Linked DNA regions of Homo sapiens: regions 2, 3 and 4 are each linked to region 1. A link is a loop called in an ENCODE intact Hi-C map of the cell type or tissue named here. Cell type or tissue: Calu3. All regions are shown on one strand. Region 1 overlaps LOC105371604 (a long non-coding RNA gene). Region 2 overlaps LINC00970 (long intergenic non-protein coding RNA 970). Region 3 has its middle 42 kb from the start of DPT. Region 4 overlaps LINC00970 (long intergenic non-protein coding RNA 970).

Evidence for each region. Hi-C counts contacts between places; a loop is a spot of excess contacts. Peaks named below come from ENCODE experiments on the same cell type or tissue, not always from the same donor. Only the 100,000 strongest peaks of a DNase experiment are listed, where the experiment ranks them.
Region 2: a loop joins it to region 1, with 7 times the contacts of the local background. A loop is called at or near these places in 7 of 110 quality-filtered maps.
Region 3: it touches region 1 in a loop (5-fold over the local background); 7 of 110 quality-filtered maps call a loop at or near these places.
Region 4: it touches region 1 in a loop (6-fold over the local background); 4 of 110 quality-filtered maps call a loop at or near these places.

What each region holds. Positions count from the first base shown.
Region 1 is chr1:168,634,546-168,642,545 of GRCh38, forward strand. It overlaps LOC105371604 (a long non-coding RNA gene), which reads right to left. Exons shown (of 3, transcript XR_922259.3): 2 at 6,604-6,730; 3 at 3,579-4,221. Among named protein-coding and RNA genes, the nearest start is that of XCL1, 62 kb to the left of the region's middle. In Calu3, CTCF peaks have their summits at 1,819 and 3,024 (motif pointing right); DNase peaks (open chromatin) are centred at 1,836 and 2,326.
Region 2 is chr1:168,903,772-168,911,771 of GRCh38, forward strand. LINC00970 (long intergenic non-protein coding RNA 970) reads right to left here. Exons shown (of 5, transcript NR_104091.1): 4 at 4,088-4,199; 5 at 134-941. Among named protein-coding and RNA genes, the nearest start is that of LINC00626, 120 kb to the left of the region's middle. In Calu3, no CTCF peak of the experiment used is centred here; a DNase peak (open chromatin) is centred at 3,510.
Region 3 is chr1:168,683,135-168,691,134 of GRCh38, forward strand. No RefSeq gene overlaps it. Among named protein-coding and RNA genes, the nearest start is that of DPT, 42 kb to the right of the region's middle. In Calu3, no CTCF peak of the experiment used is centred here; DNase peaks (open chromatin) are centred at 3,807 and 7,307.
Region 4 is chr1:168,917,381-168,925,380 of GRCh38, forward strand. The region is part of intron 3 of LINC00970 (long intergenic non-protein coding RNA 970); the gene reads right to left. Among named protein-coding and RNA genes, the nearest start is that of LINC00626, 130 kb to the left of the region's middle. RefSeq lists an enhancer at 4,456-4,625. In Calu3, no CTCF peak of the experiment used is centred here; DNase peaks (open chromatin) are centred at 1,727, 1,981, 3,271 and 3,521.

The DNA.
Region 1 (8,000 bases):
CAGTTACGATGGGGAAGTGGACAGGGCTGATCGTGTTCAGGTTTGTTTCATTTGTCAAGAATGTTTTATAAAGTGGTTGAATACCTCTAGAAAGAGGTACATGGTGTTTGGCTGTCTCTTGATTTATGTTTTAAAATGGTCATCTTGGCTGTCATTTGGAGAATGGTTCCCAGTGAGGGCCAAGTGTAAAGAGGGGGTTCGATAAGGAGGATTGACACTGTTACATGGCTGAGATGAGAGCTATTGGGGCCTTGTATCAGTGTGATATCAGTAGAGATGGAAAGAAGTGAACAGATGGAGGATATTTGCCTATCACTTTATGGTTTGCAAAAGACTTTCAGATACTTTATCTCTTTTGGTTTTACAACAATCCTTGCGAGGTAGTAAAGATATAATTCTCATTTTGCAAGTAAGGGAATTAGCCTCTGAAAATGTAGATTTGTTTCTATCCATACAGCTAGTAAATGGAAGGGCTGTGTGGGGAAACTCAGTCTTCTTGATACAGTAGAGATGTTGCTTATTCCCTACCAAATTCCCTCCCCTGGAGCCAGAAGAAATCCCACACATGAGCATCATCGCCATAGCTAAATACAGTCACACTTTTTGGCTCTTTTCTGCTATAGCTCTATTTTGGGTTAATTTACCTCGTACTGACTCTCAAACAGTTTAACAGCTATTTCAGGCATCTATTTCTGCTCAAAGATGCACTGCTCCTATTTTTGTAAGCCAGATGATGCAGAGAATAGGTAATGCGATAGGAAAATTTTGCCCCTCATAAATCACTGACTCACATCATAACAAGATTACCAGAGATCCAAATATGTACTGTCTAATGACATCTGTAAAGATGACAGCACATGATTATATTCCTCTTTGATGTTTTAATAGTATTTACACAAAATAAAGACTATTTATAAAAAAGATACAATATTTGATATTTTACAGATATTATCTCCACTATTTTTTGCAATAATGCTGATAGGCTCAAGGACGTTAATTATCCCAAATACTTAGAAAGTGCTTTGTTTCAATGTTTGAATTCAAGTCTCTAAGGCCAAAGGCCAAGTTCTTTCCACCATGATACTGTTTATTAGAAGAAAGAGTAAAACCATTATGTACTTTCCTTCTTGGCATTTAGTATTTCCATCCCAGCCAGCACCAGCAGTGGGAAGCAGGCACGATTTCCCATAATTGAATACTTTAGTAAAGAATTTACAACTCAGAAGCACCACAAAATACAGTTCTTAGACTTTCTTCTAGATCATACCTACAATAAGAATCTTTGATCTTCTGCAGGCGTGACACTTGTTTATTATTTTATTTTACATGACTCCAGCACTCCTTCTCTCTACAAATACTACATGAACAACCCTGCTATTCAGCATAAGTGAATTAAAATGAAATTTTCCCATTTGTTCTTTTTAGGGATTTTTGCAAATGCTCTGGAAATTTGCAAGACCAGTGATTTGTTGACATCAGATCTATAGCCGGTAGCATTGTCAGCTGACAGCTTTCCAAAGAAGATAGGAAGTAATCAGTGCAACCTTTGTGGAAATTTGTTTAATAAAAACCCAGAGCAACATTGAATCTATATTCAACAAGAAAGATCTAAGTCTTAATATTCATATTGAGAAACTGGTTTGGAATGTTGATAAGATAAGTTGAATATAAATTATTACCAAACATAAACCTCTTTGGGGGATTTTGCTTATTTTCATTATCAAATAATGGCAATCAGTTTAGTTTTGCTGGTCAGTGACTAACCCTAAACCTCTTAACCTAGCTGGGAATAGGATGTCAAGCTTTGGTAGTGAGAGCTAGATGGCACTATGGTGTAATTCTGTGGGGTGCCCAATTATGAAGAGTTTGTCTGATTGTGATGATAGAGGTTTCTGGAATAAGAAATTCTGCTCTTTTTTGCTCGTGTCTTCTCTAACTGCACTTCTCTAAGTGCAATATAGTACAACATAGGAAGGCTAGGAAGAAGTTTCTGGTGTAGGAAGGCTGAAGATGAGCATTGTCTTCTGTCTTGCTCATTCACTCCTGCTCTTGATTTCTTTCTGATAAGCTGTGTGTGACATGCACAGATACACACACACACACATAAACACACACACACCCTTGTTGAGACTTTTTCTTTAAAAATCAATTAGGAGTATTTCAGACAAAAGATGATTTACACTCCTTCTAACCCATGTCCCTGATTCAGCAGTTTTTCCCTCTGGTGACACAGGTGCTATTTATAGGTCATACACGAGCTGAGGCCAGAGCCTACTATGTGAACAGCTTGTACTGTGGCAAGAAGGACAATGATTGTGAAAGCTAATCATATGAATTGGGGCATTCTTGTTATACCCTACTAAAACAGGGTGGAGAAGCCAGGGGGAGAAAACATTCCAAGCACATGACATTGATCTAAGAATGTAATTCTCTGCAAGCCTAGTTGCTGAAATTTCCTGCTGAAACCTGATTTATCTAAGAGCTGCTGAAACAACCCCTTGTGTTTTACCTACTGCCTTCAGTCACCAACCAAATCCTGCCAACTCTCCCAGACCTTACTAGTGCCAGTGAGCTTTTGCGAAGGACAATATGTAACGTTTCCTTTTTTAAAAAATAAAACCCCTAACCTCTTTGTTTTTGGGACATGCTAAAGACAGTCTGCATGTATGGCCTGAATTACCATTGTTTCCTCCCCACGAAATGGCTTAATTTCAGAGATTCATCTCTATGCTTTATTTGACTTTGACAGTACTTTAGAATTGGAAGAAGACATTAGCAGTTTCTCAGTTCAACTTCCCACTACCGGATGTTTGAAGTTCATCTCCTTAATTTTGAAAAACATTTGATTTCCTGATATTTGAGTCTATTTGCAGAAGTTTAGGAAGGCTAGGAAGAAGTTTCTGGTGTAGGAAGGCTGAAGATGTCGGCCATGACTGTGCAGTCTCCTATGATAGAGCAAGACAGGATGAAACTGAAGGGCCAGGAGATTAACAAAATGGTACCTTCTAAGTGTGTGCTGCTATGTTACATGGCATCCTGTAGGGGGAGCTAAGCCATTCAACAGCTTTAGCTGTAGCATTTAAGGCAATGATATCTTTTGCGTCTCACAACTCCTCTTTCTTTACCCTCCCTCCGTAGCTTTCCAGCTGCCAGAAATGTTATAAATACGTCATCTGCCCTCGATACAAGAAGAACAGACTATTCAGAGCACAGGAAAGAGAAAGACCATGATGGAAGAGATGATTGTGTGAGGGCCTCTAGGAAAATTTCCCTTCCCTCATATTTCCCCTTCAACCTGTCTGAGGATCATAGACACCCATTCTCAGAGATAAAGTGTATTTCTGAATTGAGGCTAGTTTTACTCCATAGGAACTTGTCAAAATGTACATGTCTTTGTTCACATAGTATGACCAGGTTTCCTGCAAACAATTTAAAAGAAAATGAGAAAATAAAAAGAGGTAAGCTATTGGAGTGCTGAGAATAGTGTTCTAAAAAATAAGTGGGATTCTAGGTAATTTTTGATAGGAGGAGAAGTAATGGCTGGAAGATGTGAGTGAGGTCTGGCTGCAGGAGTAGAGGTCTAAATGAGACATCTTGGGAATCCCGGGCAACTAGAGGTTAGCTTGAAGGTGAAACATTGGGAGGGGGATTGGTATTTGTGAGGGAGGAGAGGGTCATCTGTGAGGGAGGTGATGAGGAAGTGTCAAAAATTACTTTACTTGGATCCAAGTTCTCTTGAGAATTTGTCCTGGAACCTAAGGTTCTATTCTCATCATAAATGCACTTTTAATTTTTTAGTATTTAGAAAATCCATTCCATGTAGCATTACTGTTGGGTGCCTCTTTAACATTCTTTTCTTCCGCTCTTACTTCCTCACAGACTTGGTTTTGTTAGTATAAACAACCACGTCCGGAGAGCCATGTGTCTAGGGAAGGCTGGTCCCCGGGCCAGCCCAGGGATGGAGGTTGAGGGAGTTGACAATGATGTTCCAAGCCAATCAAAGTGGTTCTACGCACTTTAGGTGTCTTTGGTTCAGGGCAAATGATAATTCTGGCCACTGAACCATGAAGAAAAGTCTGTTGGGGGCAGCTAGGAAAAGTTAACTTGCTTTAACAAAGATACAGACAGAAAATGGTTTCTTCTTCCTCTAAACATTTTCTTGTCTGGATGATGTCACGTCTGGAATTACTGTAGAATCTTGAAACCAGGAGAAAAACGAATCTGAGGGCAAAATGACCCATCCAAAATGTCAGGACACATAGAGAGAGAAAGAAATTGGATTCTAATGCTGTTAAATCAGCTGACTCTGCAGTCACCCTATCTCGAGAGTTCTTGCTTTGTGGCGTAATGAACTTTCTTTTTGCCCCAGCTTCACTGAGGCATAATTAACATAAAACTGTATATACTTAAGGTATATAACTTGAAGTTTTGATAAATGTACACATTGTGAAATGATCACCACATTCAAGCTAAGCTAATTAACATATCCATCACCCAAATAGTTTCTTTCTTTTCTTTTTCTCTTTCTTTCTTTCTTTCTTTCTTTCTCTTTCTTTCTTTCTTTCTTCCTTCCTTCCTTCCTTCCTTTCTTTCTTTTTTTCTTTCTTTCTTTTTTCTTTCTTTCTATCTTTCTTTCTTTCTCTCTTTCTTTCCTTCCTTCCTTCTTTCTTTTTCTCTCTCTTTCTTTCTTTCCCTTCCTCCCTCCCACCCACCCTTCCTTCCTTCCTTCTCTCTCTTTTTCTTTCTTTCCCTTCCTCCCTTCCTTCCTTCCTTCCTAGAGTATTTACAATGTATCTCTTAGCAAATTTCAAGTATGCAGTACAGTATTAGCTATTTTTTAAGTTTATTGAGGTAAATTTATATACATGAAAATGCATTCTTTTTTGCATAGAAGTCTGTGAGTTTAAACAAAAACATTGGAATTGTTTATCTGTTATGCATTGTTAGTGTCTTTTCTGATTAATTAAGTCATTTTATTCAGAAAATATTTATTTTGCATTAACTGTGCCAACCAGGTTCTATATAGAATTTACAATGAGACATGACATGGTCCTTTGCTTCAAGAAAATAATTATTTCCTAAAAAATATGCAAATGAAAGATGATTCTATAGTAGCACTATTTTGAAAACTAAATCTCAGAGTCTTTAGTTTCATTCGTTCAACCATTCACTCTTTTATTAAACATTTGTTGAAAGCGTATGATGTCTGTCTGCAGATATATAAAAGATAAAATCCATCTTCAAAGGGAGACAGAATTGTAAATTAAGAGTTATAATACAATAAAATGTGTTCCACTAGGAGTTTGTATAACTTTTTATCAGCACGTTAGTTATGGCACATATAAATTTCTTTGTAATCTTGTCAATCTATGCCTGCTTTTGCTATTCTCTTAGTTTATAAGAACCTTGAAGGCTTTAATAACTCATGTCTGACTCTTCTTTGTACCTCCAGAAAAACTAGCATATTGTCTTGTCTAGTAAATGCTCAAAATAAATATTTGTAGAATAAATTAAATATTTGTTGAGTAAATGAGACAAGTTTAGTAGGTCTTGAAGGAAGTGTCACATTTGTCTCTAATGCCTAGATCCTTTGACTAATGTAAGTGACTAAAGAAAAGTCAAAGGCACAACTATTTATGATAGAAAAAATTTTTACACAGAAAGTTGTCATTACCGCTATCTTTATTTTGGCCTTCCTAACCAACATTTAAGATAAATCAAGTGGTCCATCTTTAACTTTTGACAAAGGCAAATTGAGTGCCCTATCTCATTGACATTTGACCAAATAAGGATGTAATGATGTTCCATTGACCTTTATCTAGGCATAATTTGTCATATCAGCTGAATCTAGTCTTGTCAAATACTGATATATAATTTTCCATAATTCAGCATATTTTTAGAACCCTTCTCTTTCATGCTATTCATAATTTCCAACATTGTGCCCTGCAGATCTACTTGGCTTTAACACCTGGTTTTTGAGGGTGTATAATGTACTAGAACATATATAATCTGATTTAGTTCTCACAACAGCCATATAAAATTTTCAATACTCACAAATACCTATTACAAATGCTAATAATGTAAACACCATATCCCTTTCTAAACGTTACATGTACTCTTGTGTGGGCTGCATTTTTACATAGATATTTGGAGGAAAACCAAGAGATGTGGTTCAGTTAAATAGGCAGTTAATTTAAACTCCCTTGTTCTTACAGTGTGTGTTGTGTTTTGTTTACATATGAAGAACGGGACATCACAAAGGCTGGCAGATCCAAGTGAGCACTGCATGAAGGGAGAGGGCAGGTAAACTGGAGATGGAGGAATTGGCCCTAGCGCTGCACTACCAGCAATTATTTAGGGAATTTTTCTCCAAATGTATATGTTCAGAAGCTATGTAGAGAAACATGATCTCATGCATAAAAGCATTTGAGAAATGCCCTCTATTGTATCATAATGTAAAGGTTCAAAGCAGTCCTTCAGCAAAGGAATTTTGCTCAACCAAGCTTTTTCCAAACTTTACCAAAGAAATGTTGGTAGATGTATTTATATGTGCAACATTCATTCATTTCTTTATTCATACAATAGGTATTTCTGAGCACTTACTTTGTGCCGGGTCCAGACACTGGAGATTCCAGCAGATAAATCTTCATCCTCATGGCTCTTGCCGAATAGGGATATATCAAGGAACAGATTTTGGGAAACACTGGTCAAGGAGTTCTTGCAACCACTGCTATAAGAAGGAAAAATTCAAGGATATATGATTTTTTCTTTATATGTGTAAATATGTGGGACAATTACTAGTCATCAGAGCAGTGGGCTCTCATCTTGCTTTGGCTCTTACAAATATGCTCCAGGGGCAAAGTTACAAAAACCACAGGACTTGAGGGCTTAGAGAAATGTTTTTCTCTTCGTTCTATAAGCTAATTTGATGCCCCAACACACAAATACTTGCTGACCATGAGTATTGTTTGTGGCCAGCTGGCCATACAGATACCTTCTCTGGAACCTTCCTGGTTTCTTCCCGACCTGTGTTCGCTCTCATTCCCGTCTTTACTTCCATCAGAATATTTGTTTACATATCCCCAACCTCAATCCCACCTTTTACTTGTCTAGCCTTTATATTTATGCCAATTTTTCTCAGTAATTTCCTACAGAATGAGGAAAAAATGACTTTTGTAGTTATGCCATAGAATCTTTGAGAGAAAAGTTTCAGAATAGTAACAAAATCTAAGGTGAAATTGAAAAGAATTGGGTGGTGAGTAGAATTGGAAGTGAAGAAAGTTAGTGATGGAGTTGAGAATTTGGGGTAAAAGGAAGGCAGAAGTGAAGAAAGTTAGTGATGGACTTGAGAATTTGGGGTAAAAGGAAGGCAAGATAAAGAAAGTTTACTTAACTAGTTTAGCAGAAAAGTTTTAATGAGCATTTATGGCCACAGAGAACATTTAGGTGTATCTTTAGTGTGAGGTAAAGAATCCTGAGAAAGGAGATTCATTTCCTAGGTGAAGGAGTCAGGTTGGCAGGAAGGATTAATTATGAAAAAAAAGGAGTTTATTTTATACTTGATTCAGATGGGAATGAAGAAAGGCTGGACATAAAAACTTTGAAATTGACATAAGCTGTTTCATTCAGACCTGTTTCATTCAGAGCCACATGCGTTGTCTACTATTCCTTTACAGAATATGTCACTAGACATTGAGTCAGCTTTTCCTGTAGTTCCTAAAGGGGAGGTAAAGCCCAAAGATGAAGACAAAAGGCTGTAAGTGTCCAGCATTCTAAGTTAAAAGACCTATCAGATCCCTTCCTAAATGGGCTTATTAGAGAGGCTCTCCTACCAATCCCTGTTCCCTCCTTTGCCAATATAATAGGCCCAGAGAAGTGGAGGTCACCTTAGGATGCAGAAGGAATTAAGAGAAACCCTGTCCTTCCTGCCCATGGGAAAGACTTCCCTCCCTGAAGCCCAGGCAAGTGAAGAAGGCTGTCCAAGGATTGTAAAGATTGGG
Region 2 (8,000 bases), 270 kb after region 1:
GCTCTTAAAAACCTAGGGTACTTAACATAACTATTATTAATCCTGAATTGTTTTACCCTAACTAGAATCATATAAGAAGTCTCACTGTAGACCATAAGGTCCTAGGGCTGGAAAGGAATTTAGAGTTTTATTACTCCAAATCTTTGTTTTATTAAAAGAGAAAATTGAGACCCAGAAAGAATTAAGAATTTACCCAAAGTTCCAAAGGGGTACAGTAATGGAGCCAGGTCTTAGATTTAGATGTCTTGATTTCAGTTTACTATACTCCTTTTATGCCTTTCTGCCTCTTCTCCTCTAGGGAATTCCCTAGGTAAATATATACCCCTTCTTCTTAAAAGAGGATTATCAGCCAGGCACAGTGGCTCATGCCTGTAGTCCCAGCACTTTGGGAGGCCAAGGCGGGCAGATCACGAGGTCAGGAGATCGAGACCATCCTGGCCAACATGGTGAAACCCTGATTCTACTAAAAATACAAAAATTAGCTGGGCATGGTGGCATGCACCTGTAGTCCCAGCTACTCGGAAGGCTGAGGCAGGAGAATCACTTGAACCCAGGAGGCGGAGGTTGCAGTGAGCTGAGATTACACCACTGCACTCCAGCCTGGTGACAGAGTGAGACTCTGTCTCAAAAAAAAGAGAGAGAGAGAGAGGATAGTCTTGGTCAATACGATTTTTGAACGTGACAAACTATCCCCATTTTCTTTGCTCTACCAGAGTTCTTGACAAAGAGCATAAAGGAATCCTGGAGGTGGTGAGATTAATTGAAGGACAGACTTGAGTCAGATAACACTACCTGCTCCTTCACAGCGTCAAATGGATTAAATGTGATAATGCAAACAGCCTAACACACATAATAGGTTGATATATGATGACTTGCTTTTTCCTGAACTCCAGAAATCAATTTCAATAATCAGGTGGGGAAACCAGCAGGGAATCCAATGTCTGGAACAGAAAAATGATGATGGTGGTCAAAATAAAATTTTCTGTTTTAAAATAAATGCACATGAATAAAAATATGAAAAATTGAAAATTCTAGCTTGGAGACTTATTTATTCTTTTAGGGTACCAGTCTTTTTATTATTACAGTGTAAGTGGAGAATGTTTCACCATGGACACAGTTGTGTATGCTAAATAGAGATTTTACATTGCTTGAGTTTCCATTCGAGTTTGGTTTTCTGAGCATCATGCCTAAGGGAACAGCCTGACAACTACATCATATCATTTGTGAGTTAACTTTTTAAATCTGAGTTTAACAAATGGAAATGAGATTTAGAAGCTAAAAGAATAAAGAGGCATAAAAATAGCAAGAAAGCCTTAACTCTGTGGCTCCAGATTATTCTGATGTATCGACTGACAAATTTTTCACTTTTCTAATTTATCCTCTTCTTTACTGTTTACTGACAAGAAAATTATTTCTATAGGAGATCTTTAAGATTCTTCATTTGTGTAGTAAGTAGATTACAACAACAAAACTGCAAACTCCTTAGAAGTAAAAGAAAATGTAGTTTTTCAAACATAGAGAAGTGAAAATAATGATGACTTTGAGCATCTATTTTGTGCTAGGTACACTCAGCTAGGTAATTCTGGATGTGTCATTGAGCCTTGCCATAATTTTTCAAGGCAAGTACTATTAATCTATTTCACAGAAGAGAGGCATAGAAATTAGTTGGCTTACCCAAAACACATGGATGATAAAGAGTGGAGCAGTCAAACCTGCCACTATAGGGCCCTGCCAATTCCTATGCAGCCTTCCTTAAAAGAAGCAATGGAAATATATTTAGCTTTAGAGGCAGGAGATGTAGGCTAGAACTCAGGTCTTTATTTATAAATGTTTGGAGCTTAGACAAGATAGATGGTTGTCTGGGCTTTAATTTCTTTATCTATAAAATGAGAATGCTAGCGCCTACCTCAAAGTGTGTTGTGAGGAATAAATGAATCCCTACAGTCTGTGAAAGTGATTTTTAAGCTGCTGAAAGCAACCAAAGGGAAGGTGTTTGGTGGTGGCTCTCTCAGTGCCTGCTACAATGATCTGCCACCTCCCACTCACCTTTCAGGATGGCCTTGAGGAGTTTGTGGACAGTGGATGCCAAGGTCAACACAAGCAGCAATGTGAGAAGATGAGTTACGAACCTTTTTAGGAGCTCTGAAAGGCTCAAGCACTCAATAAAATAGTTCTTAGAAATTTAGTTTTTCAAAAGCAACTAAAACAGCCTTGCAGAATTACAGAAGCCAGGAGAATATTTTCAAACCTTAGTTAGAAAATGAAGACCCTTGAGTAACTAGGCAGAAACTTTAATCGAATATACCCCATTAGATTTTCAGGAACGTATAGAAACTATGTAGCATAAAGGTTTATTTTTTCAGATAAGGAACATGAGATCTGGATACCATACTAATCAGTAGCAGAATTGGGACTAGAACCCAGGCCTCCTGGTTCTGAGTCTGTGCTACTATCTACTATATGAATTGCTCCTCTAAATGCATTCAAATGCATAGGAATGGCATTGACAACAAAGTTAATGACAAAGTATTAACTATTAAGGCCCACCAGTATGGACCTGGATGGGTTTGAACTTACCGTCTAACCTTGAGCAAGTTACTTCACATCTGTGCCTCAGTGCCCTCATCTGTAAAAAGTATTATGATAATGCCAATTTCATGGATTATTATGAAGGTAATGCACAGAAAGTTCTTAACACAGTGCCAGTCGTTGCTCATTTCTTAGTTATTGTATAATCATCAATCCTCTGCATGTCATCAAACCAGAATTATGACTACCTGTGCCTCTCCTTTTTAGGATAACAGCAAACGATCTGGGAGCCTACCAGGAGACAGCCTGGATGTAATTTAGGCAGATCCTGTCTGCTTCTTCCCATATTAAGCAGAGTTTGAAGCAATCATAACATGATAGGATGTGCCTTGATATGAGGGGATAAAAGGAGATGTAGCACTCATTCTGAGAATTTGAGCCTGAGTCCCAGTTTTTTCACCTACAAATGAGAATACTAATACTCGTTCTTTTTAACTTTGTGATACTCAAAACTGTCAGCTTCCATAAAAATTATAGACTATTCATTGTTATAGAAATTTAAAGCAAAAAGCAAAAATGCTGGTGGTTTTTCTTCTTGGTTTTATAAGCCACAGCCTCTCAGTGAAGTGGCTTTTTTACTTCCTTCTCACACTCAATATCTGGGGATTTAATGTCAGAAGTGGGTTAACATTTTATTAATTACATTTGATCTCATGGCCATGAACTTGGGTATTTGCTCACCTCTAACAAGGAAAATGTGGTCGTTGCCTTAGAACATGAGATCCTTTCTGAATAAATTGCGAAAGTCTTTTCAACAGCCTACTTGTTCTTTTTACATAGGAGCTTAGCTTTGGAATTACGTGAAAGCCACGCTAACCAGCTACCTGCTTTGTGTACTGTCCTAACAATTTGGCCTTTGATTTTATGCTTCTTTCAAAAGCATACAAGCAATAGGCAAACATTATTCATCAAACTGGTTTGATGACATTCTTTTGAATTTAGCTTTTTTTATTCTCCTATGGCACAGTCACATCTATTCTCAAGGCTATGATGACCCACGTGTGCTGAGGCCTCTGGGCAGAAGTGCCACATTAGAGCTTTCATTGGACAGATCAAGAGCTCCAGAGTTCCTGCTGGCTGCCTAAAGAAAGATATTTAGCATTTTCTCTGCGATTGCCTCCTTCCCTTGCCACAGTTTTCTCAGAGTTGTCTTAGAGGAAGTATTCATCTATATCTCTGTTAAGAGCTTTGATGCATAAGGACCCCGCTTGCAGGGGCTGTGAGGCTGCATCTGGCAGATGTGTTGATGTATAACTAGCAAAATGATTTAAGTTCAATCTGATCAATACTGTGGTTAGTATTAGCCTCACACTCCTCCTGTGCATCCTTCACCAAGCCCACAGTTTCTGCCCAGCCATGGTCCTTGAATCTATACTGCCTGATGTGGACACTTGTGTTAAGAATAGCTACCCTCAAAGGTACTCGCACTGTCACATTTTGAACTTCTCTGCCCTTTCTTCCTTTCCTCCCTCCCCACTCAATCCCCAACTTCACATACCCAGAAATCCTAGAAGCTTCCTCCCAGTAATCTCCTTGGAAGAAGCTGACCAGGCTCAGGGGAAATAAAGTAGTAGAGAAGTCCATATTGGCCTCTTCCTGTGGTTTCAGCTCTAAAAGGGAAACAAAAGCCCTAGTTGGAGACTGACCAGCTGTTTACCCACTTCACACACATGGTAAATGTTCTCTGCTGATAATTCTTGTTTCCATTTGACTAAGTGAGAATCCTTATGTCTAGGGATAAAGTGACTGACTCCAATGGGAGGTCACTTTCAGAAGAAACAGAAATAGATGGATTCCACAGCACTAACCAATGCTAATATTGGGTGTGTTAAAAATAAACATGTGTTTTCCCTCAGTGAAATACAACTTCCCCAACCATTTCTTTTTTCCTTTCTCTTTCTCAATATTTCATTAATGCAAACTTTTCCTAACTCAAAAGGTATTCCTGCATACAGATTGGTTTCCACTAAGAGAAGTATGTTTTGATAAAATTTACGCAAAGTGAGCACCATAAACATAGCAGCATAACATCACCTATGGTCATGCTGAGATTGTAACCAGTGAGGTAAATCTGAGCCAAAGACAGCTTTATATCTTTTAGTGGCTTTATTCCCTTTCAATTCAGTGGCTTGCTGAAATAGCTGTAATAATTAAACAGAGAACTTCTAAGCTATCTAGATTATATAAAGATAGGTGCTAAAAGTCACACTAGAGTGGGAAAAGTTTTGTGTGGCAATATGGCTAGGTTACTAAACTGCCTTATACAGAACCTAATGCAATTAGTACTTCTGACCATAGACTTTCCACTCCTTTTTAAAACAGTAATACTAGCAAAGAAGCAATAGAAAACAAAGAGATCACAATGGTAAACTCAGAGGTTCAGATATTTGCTCTGTCGCTTACAGTTTATATGAACTTGGACAGGTAATTGAACATTTCTGTGTTACTTTATTCATCTATAAACATGAATATTAGTAATACTTTTCTCTCAGGCCTGCTTTGAGGATATGAGAACACACACATGCATACATACATACATATACATCCATACTTACATACATAAACACACAGATATAGTAGTGCTCAAAAAATGTTGGATGTTGTTAACATTTGCTGCTATTAGGTTGGTGCAAACATAATTGTGGTTTTTGCATTGTTGGAATTTGCCATTTGATACTGGAATACATTCTTAAATAAATGTGGTTGTATTATACATCATTTTAATGCACATTTCTCACTTTATTTTATTTTATTTTATTGTTATTAGTTTTTGCTAATGACATACTACTTGCTGTTTATTTTATATTTATTTTAGACTATGGAAATGATGTTAGACCAAAAACAAATTCAAGTGATTTTCTTATTTGAGTTCAAAATTAGTGTAAAGCAGCGGAAACAATTCGCAAAACCAACGACGCATTTGGCCCAGGAATTGCTAACGAATGTACAGTGGAGTGGTATTCGAGAAGTTTTGCAAAGGAGAGGAGAGCCTTGAGGATACGAAGCAGAGTGGCCAGCCATCAAAAGTTGACAATGACCAGCTGAGAGTATTTATCGAAGCTGATCCTCTTAAAACTACAGGAGAAGTTGCTGAAGAACACAACGCCGACCATTCTATAGTCATTTGGCATTTGAAGCAAATCGGAAAGGTGAAAAAGCTTGATAAGTGGGTGACTCATGAGCTGAGTGAAAATTAAAAAATCGTCGTTTTGAAGGGTCGTCTTCTCTTATTCTATGTAACAACAATGAATCATTTCTCAATCAGATTGTGATGTGTGATGAAAAGTGAATTTTATATGACAACTGGTGACAACCAGCTCAGTGGTTGGATCGAGAGGAAGTTCCAAAGCACTTCCCAAAGCCAAACTTGCACCAAAAAAAAGTCACGGTCACTGTTTGGTGGGCTGCTGCCAGTCTGATCCGCTACAGCTTTCTGAATCCCAGCAAAACCATTACATCTGAGAAGTATGCTCAGCAAATCGATAAGATGCATCAAAAACTGCAATGCCTGCAGCCGGCATTGCTCAACAGAAAAGGGCCAATTCTTCTCTCAACAATGTCTGACCACATGTCACACAACCAATGCTTCAAAAGTTGTACAAATTGGGCTATGCAGTTTTGCCTCACCTGCCATATTCATCTGACCTCTCGCCAACCAACTACCACTTCTTCAAGCATCTTGACAACTTTTTGCAGCAAAAACACTTCCACAACCAGCAGGATACAGAAAATGCTTTCCAAGAGTTTGCCGAATCTGGAGGCATGAATTTTTAGGCTACAGGAATAAACAAACTTATTTCTTGTAGGCAAAAATGTGTTGATTGTAATGGTTCCTATTTTGATTAATAAAGATGTGCTTGAGCCTCATTATAATGATTTAAAATTCATGGTCCAAAACAGTAATTACTTTTGCACCAACATTTCTTGTGTTCTTATTATGCACCAGTACAGTGCTAAGCATTTTACATGTGTAAATTCAGTTATTTCTTACAACCACTCAAAGATGTAAATAATATTATAGGCTCTTCCAAATGATGGAGATACTAGGGGCCAAGTTTGCTAGACAACTTGCCTTAGGTCACACAGTTAATAAGCAACATTGGGGCTCAGGCCTTATTAGAGCACCTTACTAGACACTCTGGATTGCCTCCCCACTGTTGAATGCTAGACAAAGGACTCACTGCCCAGGCTGCCATTTGCAAGTAGCCGGCCATTCTGTCTATAGCGTTGAGTCATCAGAGTATACATATGGACATGCAAACACCAAAACATCTGAACTATTTGGTGTGTCTACCTCCCATTTATTCAATAATTCATTCAAAAGCATTTATTGACAGCTTGTTCTATGCCAGGCTCTGTGCAAGTTCTGAAGGGTCCAGAGATGACTGAGACAAGTCCTTGCCCTTGGGAGCATTCCAACTCAAGTCAGGGGAACAGAAGTATTAAAAACAATTATACGTGGCTGCCTGCTACCTAGCGCTGTGCCCTCAAATAAAAAGGAGGCTTCCAAGGTGAACTGAACCAATGCCCAGCCCTATGCCCAAAACCCTCAAGGTAAGAATTTTCTTCTTCAGTTCATCTTCCTCAACTGATAATTAGTCCACACATAGAGAGTCACTTTTACCAGTAAGCTATTCCACTGTGAGGGTTTCAATTTCCTTCGTGTAGCTAGAGCTATTCCCAAAGACAAGTCTTCTCATAAGCAACCAGCTCCCCATAGGAATCCAACATTTTCCATAATCTCTTCCATTTTTTATTATATCTTTGAGGTGTTACTTAGCTGAACAAGAAAAGCAGTTTTGCTTATGACTGGGTCTTCGCTTAGATTGAAATAGGGAATCCTCATTGTTTTATCTTGACACCAAGGGCTTAAGGATCTTAGGCCCTTGCAGACTATAAAAATGTCACTAGGAAATTAAAATCTTAAAGATAAAAATAGTGGCATAGTTTTATTTATTTTTCCATTCTATAAATACTTATTGAACATGTAAAATGAGCCAGGTGCTTGACAGGGAATAAGGAATACAATAATATACAATGGTAAAATGGTCCTTCCCTTTAGACTTACAATCTGGTGAATGAGACATAGAGAGATGGAAAAATTTGAAGTACTATTAATATTAATCAGTATAGAGCAGGATGCAGTCACATGAATGGTAGGGGAGATAGACTGTTTAAGACATGGGGATAACATGTGCAAAGGATCAGACATAAAAATGTGCAAAGAACACTACAAAGACTAAAAGGAAAACAATGTTGTATGGCTAAACATGAAATAAAACCTGAAATATGGCAAGACATAAAACTGGATATTTTTTTCTGGTGGGAGATTTAACATGCTCCAGGCCTCAGTTTTCTCATTTTCAAAACAAGAAAGGTTGGGAGGCCAAGGCAGGTGGATCACTTGGTCA
Region 3 (8,000 bases), 49 kb after region 1:
AGCAGCTCCTCTAACCTTTTATCAAGGTTCTTAGCTTCTTTGCATTGGGTTAGAACATGCTCCTTTAGTTCAGCAGAATTTGTTGTTACCCACCTTCTGAAACCTGCTTCTGTCAATCCTTCCATCTCATCCTCCATCCAGTTCTGCACCCTTGCTGGAGAACTGTTGTTAACATTTGGAGAAGATGGACTCTGGCCTTTTGAGTTTTCAGCATTTTTTCATTGATTCTTTCTCATCTTCATGAGTTTGTCCAGTTTTGATCTTTGAGGCTGCTGACCATTGGATGAGGTTTTGTGAAGACTTTTTTGTTTTTCTTTCAATGCTCGGGTTCCTCTTCTGCAGGGCTGCTGTGGTTTGCTGGGGGTTCACTTCAGGCCCTATTCACGTGGTTTGCTCCTGCGCCCGGAGCTGTCACTCAAGGAGGCTGGAGAACAGCAAAGATGGATGCCTGCTCCTTCCTTTTGCATCTCTGACCTCGAGGGGTACCAACCTGATACCAGTAGAAACGCTCCTGTATAGGGTGTCTGACAACGCCTGTTGGAGGGTCTCACCCAGTTGGGTGGTATAGGGAGTAGGACCCATTTAAGGAAGCACTTTGGCTATTCCTTGGTGGGGTGGATGTGCCGTGCTGGGGGAATCCCACTTGTCTGGGCTGCCCAGATTCCTCAGAACTAACAGGAGGAAAGGCTATGTCTGCTGGTCTGTAGAGACTATGGCCACCCCTCCCCCTATGGGTTCAAGCCCAGGGAGATCAGAGCCCCTGGCTGGAGTTGTTGGAGTTCCTGCAGAGAGGCCCCACCCAGTGAGGGATGGGTCAGAGTCAGCACACTCTGGCTGCAGTCTGCCACAGCCAGTGTGTTGGGCTTTGGGGATTAGTCTTGGGCCAAGCCCTCTAGCCACCCTGGCTCCAGCAGGGGAAAAGCGCAGCCTGGAGCTATAGAGATGGCTGTTGCCCTTCCTTTTCCTTGGGAGCTTAGTGTGTTAGGCAGCTAGCAGTCCCAGTGTTGGCTGCCACCTCTCCCCTAAGAGTTCAGACAGCTTAGACAACAGGCAGCTGCCCCTCCCCCTGGGAACTCTGTAGGCTTAAGCAGATTCTAGCTGAGTGGCTGTTGAGAATCTACATGGCTCCCTGGTTAGTACCCTAGGCCCCAGTGGTGTGGGCTCACAAGTGGGGACTTCCTATCCGATCTATGGATTGCACAGTTCCATGGAAAAAGCACAGTTTCCCAGGCTGGGTAGCATGCTCACTCACTGTCTCCTTTGGCTGGGGGTTGGGGGCTCCCATGCCCCATGTGGCTCTCAGGTGAGCCATTGTACCATATTGTTCTTCCTTTCTCTCTGTGGGTCATGCCAGCTGCCTAGTCAGTCCTGATGATGGAACTTGGATACCTGGATTGCTGGTGCTAGATTCACACACTGTTTTGGTTATTTTCGATGGGAGCCTCCAATCACCACTGCTTCTAGTTGGTCATCTTCGCCCCACATCCCCGGAAGATTCTCTTTGAATAGTGATTCAGATTAATAGTTCAAGACACATTTATGGTCTCATAGGAAAGTGGAGAATTCTGTAGACATTTAATGTATGTGATGCTTAAATAATAGCAGTGACAATGCATTCAGTAACTTAATAAAAATTAAAAAAAGTAAACTATAGGGTATTATGTAAGAGTACAGAGATATGAAGGAAGCCAGAAGAGTCTAATAAATGTTTGTCATCAAAATAAATTTTATTAAAAACTCTAATAGCCAAAATGCAATTTTTATGAGGGGATAGAGCCATTTACAAACAGGGATTCAGTGTGTTAAATATAACACTGAAGGAATGAGGTAATATTAAGCTTGGCTAAGACTGTTTTTTTTTTCCACTCTTGAGCAGTTTAACCATTGTGCTTAAGTTGTTCAGTTAAATAAGTCAGATATATTGTTTGTTTCTTCATTGCCCTGATTGGTTGCCTGATGAAACAGTTCAGTCACAATGGCTGAGTTATGGCTGAATTGAAGGTGCCCATAAATACAGACTAGAGAGGATTATGTACTTTTCAAATTGGAAGACACATTATAGATTGCCTAGTCCAATACATGTAACCAAATCTGCCTAACAGAGCTAGTCTATAAAATCTCATTTTGGCGGGAACTTGGAAGGACGAAGGATACTTTTTTGGAAAATCTGACATTTGCCTCTTGCATGGTACTGAAAAGAGCTTGGATTGAGGAGTCAGAAGACTTGAGTTTAAGTCTTAGTTCTATTTCATATAGCAATGTAAACTTGGGCAGGTCACAAGGTTTGGATGCCTACCCCCTCAATGGTAAGATGGGGGCAGTAGTACCACCACACAGGCCTGTAGAAGAACTGTACAGTTGTTCATTGTGTTTGTGTTTATTAGTAATAATCATGTGTAGAACACATTTGACTGGAGGCAGTTTGTATTTATAGGCTATCTCTTATTGCTCATGGGTGTCCCTTTATTTTCACTAAATAAGTTGTGAAATGCCTAAGTGTTAGAAATCTGTTATTTTATTATTCCCTATTGCAACAAATATGGTGCTGTCCCCACAAGATGATTTTACTTCGTACTGTTGACCAATTGACTGAATCTTTGCCTAATCATAGGAGACATCGAGTGGTGGCTACCAATGAGAGAGAACATGTAATGGAATGTCATTAGCTGCTGTGTATTCTACCAGTAAATGCACTCATGTTAATGTTATGTATCATTAGTTTTGAAAATGTGTACTAGAAGCTTTTTGCTTTATGAAATTAGCTGAATTTATGAAGATAATTTGCATTTTTATTTTAAACATACCTTTTATGATAAGATTTTGATTTGAACCAAAGTATATTCACAAAATATTGTTCTCAGTTGAAGAACTTTAATGAGAAATGTACGTCCTGTATCATTCTGTCATACATTTAGCTTATTGTCTGCTGGAAGACCTGATCTTTGTCCAAAAGTTTGCTTTCCTTTGCAACACATTGTGCTATTTTTCATGCCAACTCATTATTCTGCCTATCATTAGATACTATTAATTCAATACCCATAAATGAGCACCTACTATGGGTCAGAAACTGTGCTGTCTACCAAGGATTTAGAGAGAAATATAATACAATCCTTGTCCTCAAGGAATTTACTGTCTGGCCATGGGAACATAATTTTCATAAAGTCACCATAAAGCATTATGGCAAAGGCAGTGATGGTGTTCTGTACACAGTATTTTAAGATTCCTGTATTTCCTCCCTGTCTCCTAACCAGCCAGAGAGGGATCAAGGAAGGCAGGGAGTGAGGAGATGAGAGACAGAGGACACTACTCCATGGAGGACATTAATGCCTTTTTAAGAAGTTGAGTTTAAACCCATCTACTATGAGGAACATGGCAAGTGTAAGCATTGGAGTCAAAGATTTCCATGTTAGATCACTCTGGCATTTGTGTGTAAGTGGAATTTGAAGGGGACAGCAAGAACAAAGACAGCTACATTAGGTAGAAAGCCATTGCAGTAGTCTGGAATAGAGATGATGAGTTCTACTTGTGGTTATTTTCCATGGAACTGTAGACTGCCTAGTGTCAGAAGACTCTCCTTTCATTCTTTAAATATTTATATAGTTAATAGTTAATGAACACCTACCATATGCTGGGCACTGGGTATGAAGAGACAATGAGAACATTTAGTTACTGTGAAAATAGAAAAAAATGCAGAAATGTGACAAGTGCTATGACGTAGGTATAATCAGGTATATGGCAGCACCAGTGAGGAACTATTAACTCACCTTGGAAACCAGGAAACACACCACTGAAAGTCCTCCAGGGAAAGAAGGTACAGGTACAGAGGCATCCAAGCATGGGAAATTGTATGTGAACAGGCACAGAGGCATAGGGACACATGGTCTCTTCAGGGAAACGTGACTAATTCTGCATATCTGGAGCACAGGAACCTGGCGGTGTGTGTGAAGGGTGCTATGCCACTGAAAGACTATGTGGTTTGCTTGGAAAGTGTTTAGGAAAAATTTTAAGTGGGGATACAACCTATTGGATTTATGTTTTGGAAAAATCTCCCTCCAGCAATTAAATGGACTTCCTAAAGAAAAGCATAGACCAAAGGAGACAGGAAAGCAAGGATAAGGATCTGAATAAAGGAGACAGTTGGAGAATAGATGAAAGGGCTCAAATTCAAGAATTACTTAGGAGGTGAAAATTATTCTAGAGATTCCACAGGACTCAGAGCCTATGTGAATGCATGACCAAGAGGACTGCAGGGAAAGCCAGGGTTCAGTTAAGGTGAGGAGGTCAGGCATGAGTCTATGAAAAAATGGAATATGTGTGGTCATACTTTTTCATTTTTTTAGAGCCATGGGGTATAAGTTCTAAGGTCACAGATAGTGTAAATGTTTGGGGATATGGGAATGAAAGCAACAGTGAAAGAATATGGATTGAAAGACTACGAATGAAGAGTCTGGGGGAAGAACAGGTGAATGAAGGGACTGCCACTTAGAGCATCTACCAAGAATAATCAACTAAGTCATTCATTCACTCCAAAAATGTTCACTTAGTGAGTTTATTCCATTCATATGTTGTATATATATTTATATTTTATTTATTTATTATTTATTGGGTTTATTTATTTATAACAAACATATATTTGTGACTGAGCATCAACAATGTACTAGGTACTCTGTGAGGTACTGGGGATACAGTCATGAACCATGTGTACCAGGAAAGGACCTACTAGACTCAATGTTTGAAGTTAGCTTTCATGTTAAGTTGACGTGGTGTTCATGCTGGCTGAGCCCTAGGTGGTGAGAGAAAACACGCCAGGAGCGGCTGTTACTCCTATAGGAGGCAGCATGGCACAGTCTATATTGGAGTCTCAGGAGAGCACAGAATATCCTGGAATGCACAGGCTCTGGACTCATCCAGGCCTGAGTCTGAGTTCTGCTTCAGTGTGTACTGTTATGTCCCTGAGAAAGGAATTCAATCCCTCTGTGTCAGTCTTATCCTTTGTAAAATAAGGATAATGATAGCCACTTTGGAAATCTACTTGAGTATTCATATGAGGTGCATATAAAGGTTAAGTAAAGAGCGTGGCTCAGAGTATGCACAAAAATAATTAATTGTAGTCATCATTATTATTTGGTATATATATTTAGAGCCATAGGAGAATCAAAGACCTGGATCTTCAGGAGATAGAGACCTGCTCTGAAGGCACTGAAGCCAGTGTGGACTGAAGTTGCACGTAACATCAAAGACAGCTCTGTTGGTGGCCATAGAGATTGGCTTCCTGTGGAAGGACCTTAAGGTTGCAGCTACTGGAAATTTGCTTACCTTTCTACACTTTTTATTTTTTAATAAGTGAGAGCTTTACATTGTCTAATAGAGCTGAACCACATTATTTCACTTCCTTAGATTAAGTGTCCAAATTCCTTTACAGGCAATTAAAGCTAATGAAAAATAATTTATGTGTCTAGAATCTGTTATAACTATCAGATCTCAGTGATTAATTTGGTTTATGATGCAGAAAACCTGCACAGTCTAAGATAAAATTGAAAAAGAGCAACATGAGGTGAGGTGAGCTAGAACTGTGATATCAGCCCAACACATTTTGCTAACAGACCGAGTATGCTGGAGTTTAATCAACTGAAGAGAACAGTGATGCTTATTGAGTGTGCTAATTCTCTAGGCAGAAAGCTTCCCAGAGCACACACAGCAAAGATAAACAAGGCCATGACTCGGTGTGGAGAGCCTGCACAATTGTGGAGGCTGAAGGATCAAACAAAGACAATTATGATCTCGGTTGTCACAGCAATTCTGTTTATTTGGGTTAGATTGAGTTTATGGAGGGTTTGTTATTTAGGAGTCATTTTAGAAGGCAGACTAGAGTTATTATTACTACAGGAGATGTTGAACCTGTGTCTGATTTTATTATAGTGGGTAATGTTTACAGTAATATAAAACAGTCGAGTAGCAACATTATTATTTTCAGACAACTCATCTGGTGTTCTAACTTCCAACAACGTCCTCCTGACCACCTTACAGTGCCATCTCTCCCTCCAGAGGCAATGTTTAAAATACTGGAATAAATCTTTGAATCATTTTTTAAAATTGGACATTATTCAACTATTTCAAATTGAACATTATTTAAAAAGCAGAGTTTAAAGCAGTTATCTCTCCTTACTCCCAGTGGAAACCCTTGACTCCAAGTTGACATAGCTGAGATGACTGGGCTTTGTAAACAGCTAGACTTCAGTTCAACATCCATTTCCACTAGCTGTGTGACCTTGGGCAAGTCACCTATTATTTTGGGGACCTTTGAACCTATCTATAAAATGGCAGTAACTATGCCAGTCTAGGGTATCTGCGAGTAGCAAATGGGAAAGCCTGTTTGAGCATAGAGTGCAAGAGCCTGCAATGCATGTTCTCTCCCTCTCTCTTCGCCTCACTAAACCACTCACTGGACAGGGACCTGACAGAGGATATAACCAAGCTCAGATCCCAGAGGCTTGAATTCTAAGTGTCCCCAACATTTACTCATAGGTGTCCTTGGGCAATTCATTTGCCTCACTGGGCTCCAGCCTGAGAATTGGGTTCAGGAGACCCAAGGTTTTTCTTGGCTTCTTGAGGAGCCTCCTCACTTCCATAGGTTTGCTCAGGCAGTCTCTGCTGCTGGCATAAGTCTTCTTCATCTTCTACCTGTCCTAATGCCTTCTGTTTCTCCAGCTCATAGTGATCCTTTGCTCTCTGCAATAGCATAAGGTTTTCTTTGTGTATTACTCACTGGGTGTGGGATTGTGAGCAGCCTTCTTTTATTCATTAACCTTTCCAGTTTTTTGTTCTTTTCTCCCTCTCTAGAATAAAAAATCTCTCTGAGGAAAGGCATGTGTTTTATGCTTCTTGGCTTTCTTCAGTTTGTACCAGGAGCAAGGAAGCTGATTAATGGCACCTTGTTGAAGTAGCGATCAACCTTATGTGTACAAAAGCATAGCCATGTGACATTATCCATTTAGAACAAGCCAAAGTGCCGTTCTGGAAAGCACTGAGTGTCGCCGCCCTGCCCAACACAATCCACTTGTCCACCTCTTTCCGTTTTTTCTCCTCCTCTGCAGGGACCTGGGAATTTTCTCGAGGCTTACCTATGCATGAAGAGAACTAAGAGCCTGCCTTCACTCTGTGAATTTCTGTGGACTGAAGTCCTTCTCCAAGTTGAGCTGTGCAGTTCATACCATGACAGATTTTCCATTTCTTCCTCCCAGAAGCCTATTGGCAGAACCAGTCTGCATACTACACTGTTGTGGTAGGCGGCAGACAGATGTGACTCAGAGCATGTTTGATTTCCCAGAACATATTTCCAAGGGGGTAATGGCTAATGAGTTCACCTTTGAGTCTGCCAACAAAAGAGGCCCACAGAGACACCCAGGTCAGCTGAAATCTACCAGACACAGAGAAGACAGATTCCAGACACCAGCAGGGTCTACGAATGCCTGCTAGACAGCCATATAAAAAGAAAGCTACCTAATTCTGAAAAACCAGCTTCACTGCATTGGTCCATCTAATCATGAGGTGATCCCACAGGTACACTTTCAGTGGGAGTAACAAGAAAAAGAAAAGGCTATAAGGTCTATGTTAATGAAGTCATAATCTGCATTAGGGTCTGTCTTAGGGCTCTACTTTTATTTTTTCATTAAATATTTGTTGAATTTCTACCATGGGTCAGTCCCTATTCTAGGTGCGGGGGATATATCAGACAAAAATCCCCGCCCACCCCACCCCTAGAACTCATATGCTTATATGAGACTTAAAAACAGCATCCAAATTTTCACAGGTTTACACTATTTTACCAACCTGAGCCCCTTTGCCTCTTGGTCCCCCAGTCTCCCAAGGAGTTATTCAGTGAGACTTTCCCTCATTTCTGCCAAGTGCCTAGTACTGTGCTAGCTGCTCACGTGTTGATTTTGATACAGTTCACAGTTCATAAAAACACCAAAATTGTTATGTTACCCAGGATGGTAAAA
Region 4 (8,000 bases), 280 kb after region 1:
AAGATCATATTGTGGTCTAAAGGAGCATGAGTTTGCAAAAGTACAAGTTGAGGTGAGAGTACAGGAAGAGGATAAGTACTCCAGGTGGAAGCACCAGCATAAGCCCAGGGCTGGAGATAAGAGGCAATCCTGTGAGGATTAGTGCCCCTGAAGAGTGAAGTGGGAAAGACATGTGGAGGGGAAATGCAGGGAGATGTCTGCAGGCCAGATCACAAGTAACTAAGGGTGCCCTTCCTAGTGTCTGTATATAGGACAGAATTTCTCCCCAAGAATGCATTTGGCCAGAATGTCTCTTGTGCTCTAATATCTCTCAGGAACATGAGAATTTGAATGGGGAGGAGAAGGAGGAGGAATGCCCCACAATTAGGGCTTCAATAAAGTGACATGTAGTTACAAACAGGAAGAGAAAATATGGCATTTGCTCTTTCAGTTGATTTTGATCTGAAGTCTTAACACTGTCTTAAGTGAATACTATGCCCTCTAATTTTCTGAAATTGCAAGGTAAATGTTTAAGATGAAAAACAGGGAGTTAGTCCTTTTTTTATTTTTTTCTGAGCTTAACCTTAAGAGTGAAAAAGAGTCTGCCTTCACATCACACCCGCGCAGATCTCTGGATTCATAGGATGAGCAGGGCTGCTGTACTAATCACATTTTCTTATTGCAGGATGCAGAGCTACATAATAACTGGTGAGTAACTTCACATTGAGGAGTTAGGTTTCAGAGCTGGCTCTTAGGGATCTGGGATAAAAGCAACTCATAGTCCTTCACAGGGTCTCCAGTTACTGGGAATGGGCAAACCTTGCTGAAAAAGAGGAAGGAGGTATGTGGGTGTCAACCGGTTTGCAGCTCTGAAGCCACTGGATTTCTCAGCTCCTGCTTTTCTTCTTCCTCCTCCACCTCTTCCTGCCCTTGCTTCTCCTCCATGAACCCAAGCCCCTGCCCCATCACATGGCTAAAGAAGCAGCTACAAAATAGGGACAAATTATCATTAAATTAGCGAGGGAAAAATTGTACATTTGTCTGTTCTAGTGAAATTTTCCCCAAAGGGCTCAAAAAGATCTGGCAAGTGCTCCCTTCCTGCCGCAAATAGGTGGGAGTGTGTGGCAGTTCCACGTCTACCACATACTAAGCACTTACTACAAGGCTCTAGGCATTGTTAATGCTTTAAATAGATGTCTCAGTTTAACCATCTCTTCAACCCTACAGTACTATTGTGACCATTTTATGGATGAGAAAATGGAGGTACAGAAAAGTTAGGGGCTTCCCCAGAGCTCACAGCTAGAAATTGGTGGAGCCAATATTTAAATCTTGGCAGTCTGTCACTAGAACCCTGGACATCTACCACTGTATTATAAAGCCTCCCAGACTCCCAGAAATATGCCCATGAAATCTCCTAGATGCTGAAAATGGACCAAATCTCACCAACGCCTTTTGAAGGCAAATTATTCAAATGGATAAATGTGGATTACTATATCTTTAGGGTTTTTATTAAAACTTGCTTGACTGTGTATAAAATATTCAAGACACATATGAAAGGTAAGAACAAGTGGCCATGTATGTGGTATGTTTATTCTTCCTACACACCAGTGCTCCAGCTCTGAATATCTGAGCTACTGGACCATTGTCCACTTTGACCTTGAACAATAGGGAGATCCTTCTAGCCATGATTGTTCTTGAATCACCAAACTCCTCCTTCTGCCCTTGCATAATGTGCCCTGCCCTGCTGACAATGAATGCCCTGATGTACTAAGTCACAACACTGAATATTCCTCTGTCCTCATTTTTTTCAGCAAACAGGATGAATATCAGCTCCAGCAGAATGCCCACAAGGTTGTATGAAATTTAGCGAGAGAAAATTCTAAAGTAAATGCTGCAGAATTCTATTATACAGCACTGTTTCCAGAGTGCTCAGCATGTCACATTGCCCTGTAGAGCTGGGAATGCAGAAACAAAGGCCTCCAGTGTTATTTCCATTTGTAAGAAGACTGAATTAACGTTGCTAGGGAAACAAAACCTCAGTTTCCTATTCAATTTACTTTCAGCTTATGTGTCACACCTCTTGCAGCCTCGGTGAAACACAATAAAGGAAGAGAACTACAGTTCTTTTATTAAAAGCTCTTAGCGCACATATTTCCCAGGTAAAGATAATCCACAGGAGGATAGATTTGGGCAAATTTCATCATAAAAGTGATTCAACTCCACTAGATTTCGCTATATGGTGGGGGGAAGATTACATAAAAAGATGCCTGTGTGCATTGCTCACTGTACCTAGGAACACCTGACTCAGGAATTGCATTTGTCTCAATTTTCAGTGGTCACAGTTACAGCCTAAAAGTCTTGGAACTTGTGTATAACTTATAATGTATATATAACTTGTGTATAAGTTATAATGTTTATAATGTGTATAAGTTATAATGTGTGTATAACAATCAAAGAGAGAGAAAATTGGAAGAAATGCAGTAATGAATGGGGTCAGAATGGTGGATAGAGGGTAGGAAAGCAGGAAAAGAAGAAAGAAAATGGTAGAATCAGCTCAGTAGTTAGTAATGGACCACAAGACTTTCAAGAGGGAGCTGATCAATTGATTCTGATGTTGTAAAACATATAGGAGAAATGGGTTACGGCTAACGCAAACCAAACCAAATATCAAGGATGATCTGGAGAGAGGATATGGATCACACTTGGATGAGGCTGTGTCTGCACAAGCATGGGCTCCTCCTTCCTTTGCCGAAATATGCCGCCATCTTAAGAGCTAAAACCAACAAGCTTTCTGCTGACTGCTCAGATGTTAGTGTCTGCACACTTCCAGGGATTTGTCAAATCCTAGTCTTAATTCATCGTCAGTCCCCAGGGTTCATGAAGTGGTCCATGTTTTCCAAATCTCAGTTCAAACATCATTTCCCAAGGACATCTACCCCAACACTGCAGACTAGATTCAATCCATGCTACGCATTCTCAAAACGTGGCTATCATTTTCTCCAATTTACTCACAGTTAGAAGTTACGTATTTCTGTGATTTTATTTATCTTTCTCCTTTATTAGACTATAAGCTCCTTGAATATAAGAAGTGTGCTTGTTTCTGCTTAGCATTGTGTCCTCAGTTCCTACCCAGAATCTGGCACATAGTAGAGTCTCAGCTAATATTTGTTCAATGAATGAATGAATGTGTACTAATCAGTTATGACTAAAAGGTAAACAAATCACCCCATGATGACTAATGATACCAAGCCTTCAAAGGCCAGCAGGAAGTCACAGAATCACAAGTCAACTTCTGACTGAGCTCCTTTCCTAGGGAAGCACACACTCCCAGACAGAAGTAGACCATATAAAATTTGGATCCATCGTGAATGTTTAATTGCAGCCTTATTTTCCACATACAATGTCAGTATTTGGCTTGCCTTGTATGACCATGGGAGGCTTTCAGAATTAGTTTCTGAATAACTTCTTAAGGTTGTTTGTTATATTGACTTCAGCCAAAGATCATTGGTATTTCCTGAGACCGGAAAGATTTGGGCCTTGTGCGTAAACAACATCTTGGATCAGGCACGGAAATTTCAACAGTACTTGGCAATTTCCTAGCAGCTTACAACTGCTGATCCCGCCAACACAGGGAGTTTAGATGCAGTTTCCTCGTCCTTCTAGTTTCTATAAATGTCCTTCCTGCAGAAAGCAAGTGGCCAGAGGCACAGAGAATAGTGATGTACTCAAGTTCTCCTTCTGCGGCAGAATTAAGAATTAAATCTAGCTCCAGTGAGGAAGCAGCAGACCATGCATTCAAGACCAGTTACATAAATGGTTTGAGTCACATTATTTTTTTATCAAAAACTGTTTTATTCATTTGTACTATTCCATTTGTAATATCTAGGTAAGTGGGAGATGGGAATGTGTCAAGAAACAAAGGCTCTGGGGGGTACCACAGAATGCCCATGAGTAAATCTGTAAGACTCCACTGAGTAAATCTTTAAGACTCCACTGATAACTGTTCCTTTCATCAATATCAGGAAAAAGGTCACCAAGAAAGACATGGCTCTGAGGGATCCAGAAGCCACTGGATCTTCCCAAAATGAGAATTTCCTCAGAAAGAAGCAGAAAGAGGCCCAGATTTGAGTCAGAGGGATCCAGATATGAATACTGGTTTTGTCACTGAGCTATGTGACCTTGGGCAAGTTACTTCACCTTTCTGAGCCTCAGTTTCCTTATTTTAAAAGCAGAATAATAATATCTGCCTTCCATCACTGTTTCAAAATTAGAACTAGCTTGAAGAGAGACTCCAGACTGCTATCTGGCTTGTAATAAGTTCAACTGTCATTTCACTGGCCATCTCCAAATTGCCCTCACCACTTCTCCATTTTTCTTTGTTATCATTCTGGACCATGCCGGGTATCCTTTATTCATGCTACTGTTTTTCATGTAGTTTGCTGAACTTAGAAGTGTCATTTTCTTGGCTTTAATATCTATGATAGTAATGACTTGAATTACCTATTAATTGTATTTTGTGGTCTCATGACACGAGAGAGAGCAAAAGCGAAAGTGAGAGAGCTAGAGAGAAAGAAAGAGAGCAAGTAAGGGCAAGCAAAGTCCAGAGACAGCTACATAAACCATATTTGATTATGTGCATCTGTCAGAAGTAGGCCAGACCCATGGGATGATCAGGAATAAGTGCAGCTGGAACAGAACCTAGATATCTTTCTTCTGGTCCCTCGTCACATTCACTCCCACTTCTCTTTCACTCCCCGCTCCATCACTCCAGATTTGGTCCCTCTTCTTTATGATCCCAGCCTTCCACCACGACAACTTTAATGAACTTTGGTCCTGGTCCTCATGCCTGTCATCATCTTCTGTCTAGTCGAGAGTGGTTCTCATGTGCTCTCTGGCTCTGTCCAGGCCCAGCATGTCCCTTCTCAATTGAGCCCACTTTGGCTTCCAGTGTCTGTCCTTTCCACCTCTCCTCAATAGGTTTCCTAAATCCACCACTGACTCAATGTAGTTCAGGGCCACTGTTCCTACTGCCTCTAGTTTTGTCTCCTGACTAGCTCATTCTTCCTTTCCATTTCCTCGAGCCAGGAGGGCCAGAAAAGTCTCTTGTTAATGATGTTTGCACACTGCAGGGTTGATCGCCACATGCCACCACAGACCTGACCAAATGTGAACTTGACTTAGATCTTGCATGGGCTATGCAGGTATTAAAATCCGGGCTCCTGCCATCAAGCAGCTTACATATGATTGGCAGATAACACAGACATGTTAACGATATAAAGAAAAAACAGCCACAAAAAGTCTCATTTGAATTTGAATAATGTTCTCAGTAGATCATTATTTATCTGAGAGAGAAGGCACCAAAAGAATCCAACAAAAAAAATGGCCTAACTGGATTATTTTTATGATTACTTAATTTCAAATTTATACTAATATAATGAGTAAAATATGATTTGCTAAAGTACAATGCATAGGGAAAACAGAATCTGCTGAACTAAGAGTGACCTGTCAGTGATTCCATAAAGACCAACTTGCATAACAGAGACTGGATGACACAGAATTTAAGGTACAACTGCAAGGATATTGTAACAATCTTGATGGCGATCAATAAGTTGATGATTCTTTATTGTTTATATATCTCAAAAATAGCAACTACTTTAAAGCACTGAATTTCAAGTATACACACACAGAGCTACACATACACATAACATGCTAAGTCATCTTTTGTCAATCATTGTACTTTTTAGAGTTATATATTTCAAACTTCAAAAATATTAGGTAAAACTCACATTGTTAACATTTGGATAATGGCATTTTCAATGAACAAATAAGGGCTATTGATCAACAAAAAAAGCATATGATTTAAATAACTGAATTGCAAAATTGAGAAAGCACATCAACTTTGCATATTAAGGATATGTAGGAAAACGTATTCATAAAGTATCTGCATCTGTTTCAAAGGGGAATGCTTAATTAGAATGCAATGACCTCAATTGATCACCCAGTTTAAATGGTTCAGGATTGTGTCCTAACTAAAAGCCGCCATGGTAACTAAAAGTGAAGTCAAACAGCTGCTCACTCTGTTGCCTAACTTTGTTCACCTAGTTAAAAGTTTTCATGCTAGATAATATATTTCCCACATTTTGTACTTATTTTTAGTTTCTAGGAAAAAATGTAGAGGCATTCTGGCTTTTTTCCTGGTACAAGTCATAGTCCATTTGTCATTATGGTTACAGATAAGAAACATCCAAAACAACAAACAAACAAACAAACGAAACCAGATAAGAAACATCCCAGATATTTCTATGTAAGTCTAGACATCTAGGTGTGCTGAAAGACACTTCAAATTTGAACATTTCCTCCCACAATGTTTGGTCTATGTGCATTAAAATCCAGTTGAGCAAATCTTTATCTCAAAGCCTGCTATTTGGAGAATCTGACCTGAAACAAACATCTATATATTTTTTCATAATTGGGGGAATCCCAATATGAGTGAGAGATAAAATCTTATTTACAAGAACAGACATTATCACCCTTTACTTCCTGTCAGCTAGAGTGTGAGCTCATGCCTCTGAAATTTGAAGGAATGACCCGGAGGTTCAGGGTCAGAGTTACAAAGTTGAGACCCCAGTAGTGAGATCACAAAGGACGCATGGTGACAATGCCAACCAGCAGTGATCTAAGAGGGTAACTCCTATGGCATATCTTTGACTATGCTTCATTTCCTTTGGCTTCCATCTATGCCTAGTCTATTATCCTTCAAATGGAGGTATGGGATATTATTCCTATAAATTTATATTCCACTTAAGTTAACCAGATTAATTTCTGTTTTATTCACTAATAGAATCTTGACTCCCACAAAAATACTAGTAGAAGTTATTGCAATTTACAGAGCTATAGGATAATGAAAGAGGAATGGACAAAACAATACATGGAATTTGTTATGTAGCTTATTTGCTGACAAAGGCAGTGAAAATATAGCTAGCATTAAGGGATGGGAATACTGATGCTCTTGGCACAGATTGATAGCATGACTAATGAAATTGTGACCTGTGATTTGATGATATTAGGGAATTTGTGTTCAATATGTTAGGTATAGTCATGGTATTGTGTTCATGGAAGAAAATATTATTGCTTTAAATATGCATATTTCCATATTTGCAATGAAAAGCCATTTTGTCTATAAATAAATTTGACAATATATTTGTAAACATTAAACATAAGTGGTGTATGTACATATTTTATTTATGCTATTTTCTCTAGTTTTTATGTGGCTGAAAATGTTTAAAATAGAGATTCTGAAAATTATTACTTGTGATTACCTGAGACGATCACAAACCAGTTGGAAGGAGGGGAAACAAGTATCCATTGCCATAGAACAGTAAAAAGTGTCTAAAGAATTGAAGGATGAAGTCAAATGACAATATTATAACCCTAAATTATTAGTTAAAATTATAAACAATTATAGGGACTAATATAATTTTGTAAAATTGCCTCTAATCTCTTATAGCTACTTAGCTAAAATAAATGAATAATAAGCACTAAGTTCTACCATGCACATTGTTGAATTACATCCATTGAGTTCACAGATTTCCCAGGCCTTTTTCTGAAAATGTGGACACTGACAGAGAACACATGAAATGCCCAAAATTGGAATGGAGCACTAATGGGGGGTTTTGGAGGACTTGGAAAATCAAGAACCTACAGCTTCCATTTAGTTTCCTCTCTCAATGGAAGTAGCTTCTCCCTTGTCTCAAATAATTACCCCTGCCTTTCCCGAGGACCCTGCAACTCTCTAGTCTGTAGAAGTTAATTTATAATTGGAAGCTATTTCTCTTCATGGCTCATTACCCCACCCTTCACTTTCTCCAGAATCCTAACTAGAATCAGATTCCCAGTGTGCCCCAAATCTGAGAAGATAAAATCTATGTTACAATAATTGCAAAAATTGTGTAAGTTATATTAGGAAAGACATGGTTTATATATGTGCTAATTTCTGGATTCTGAGAGTGTTTGACTAAGAA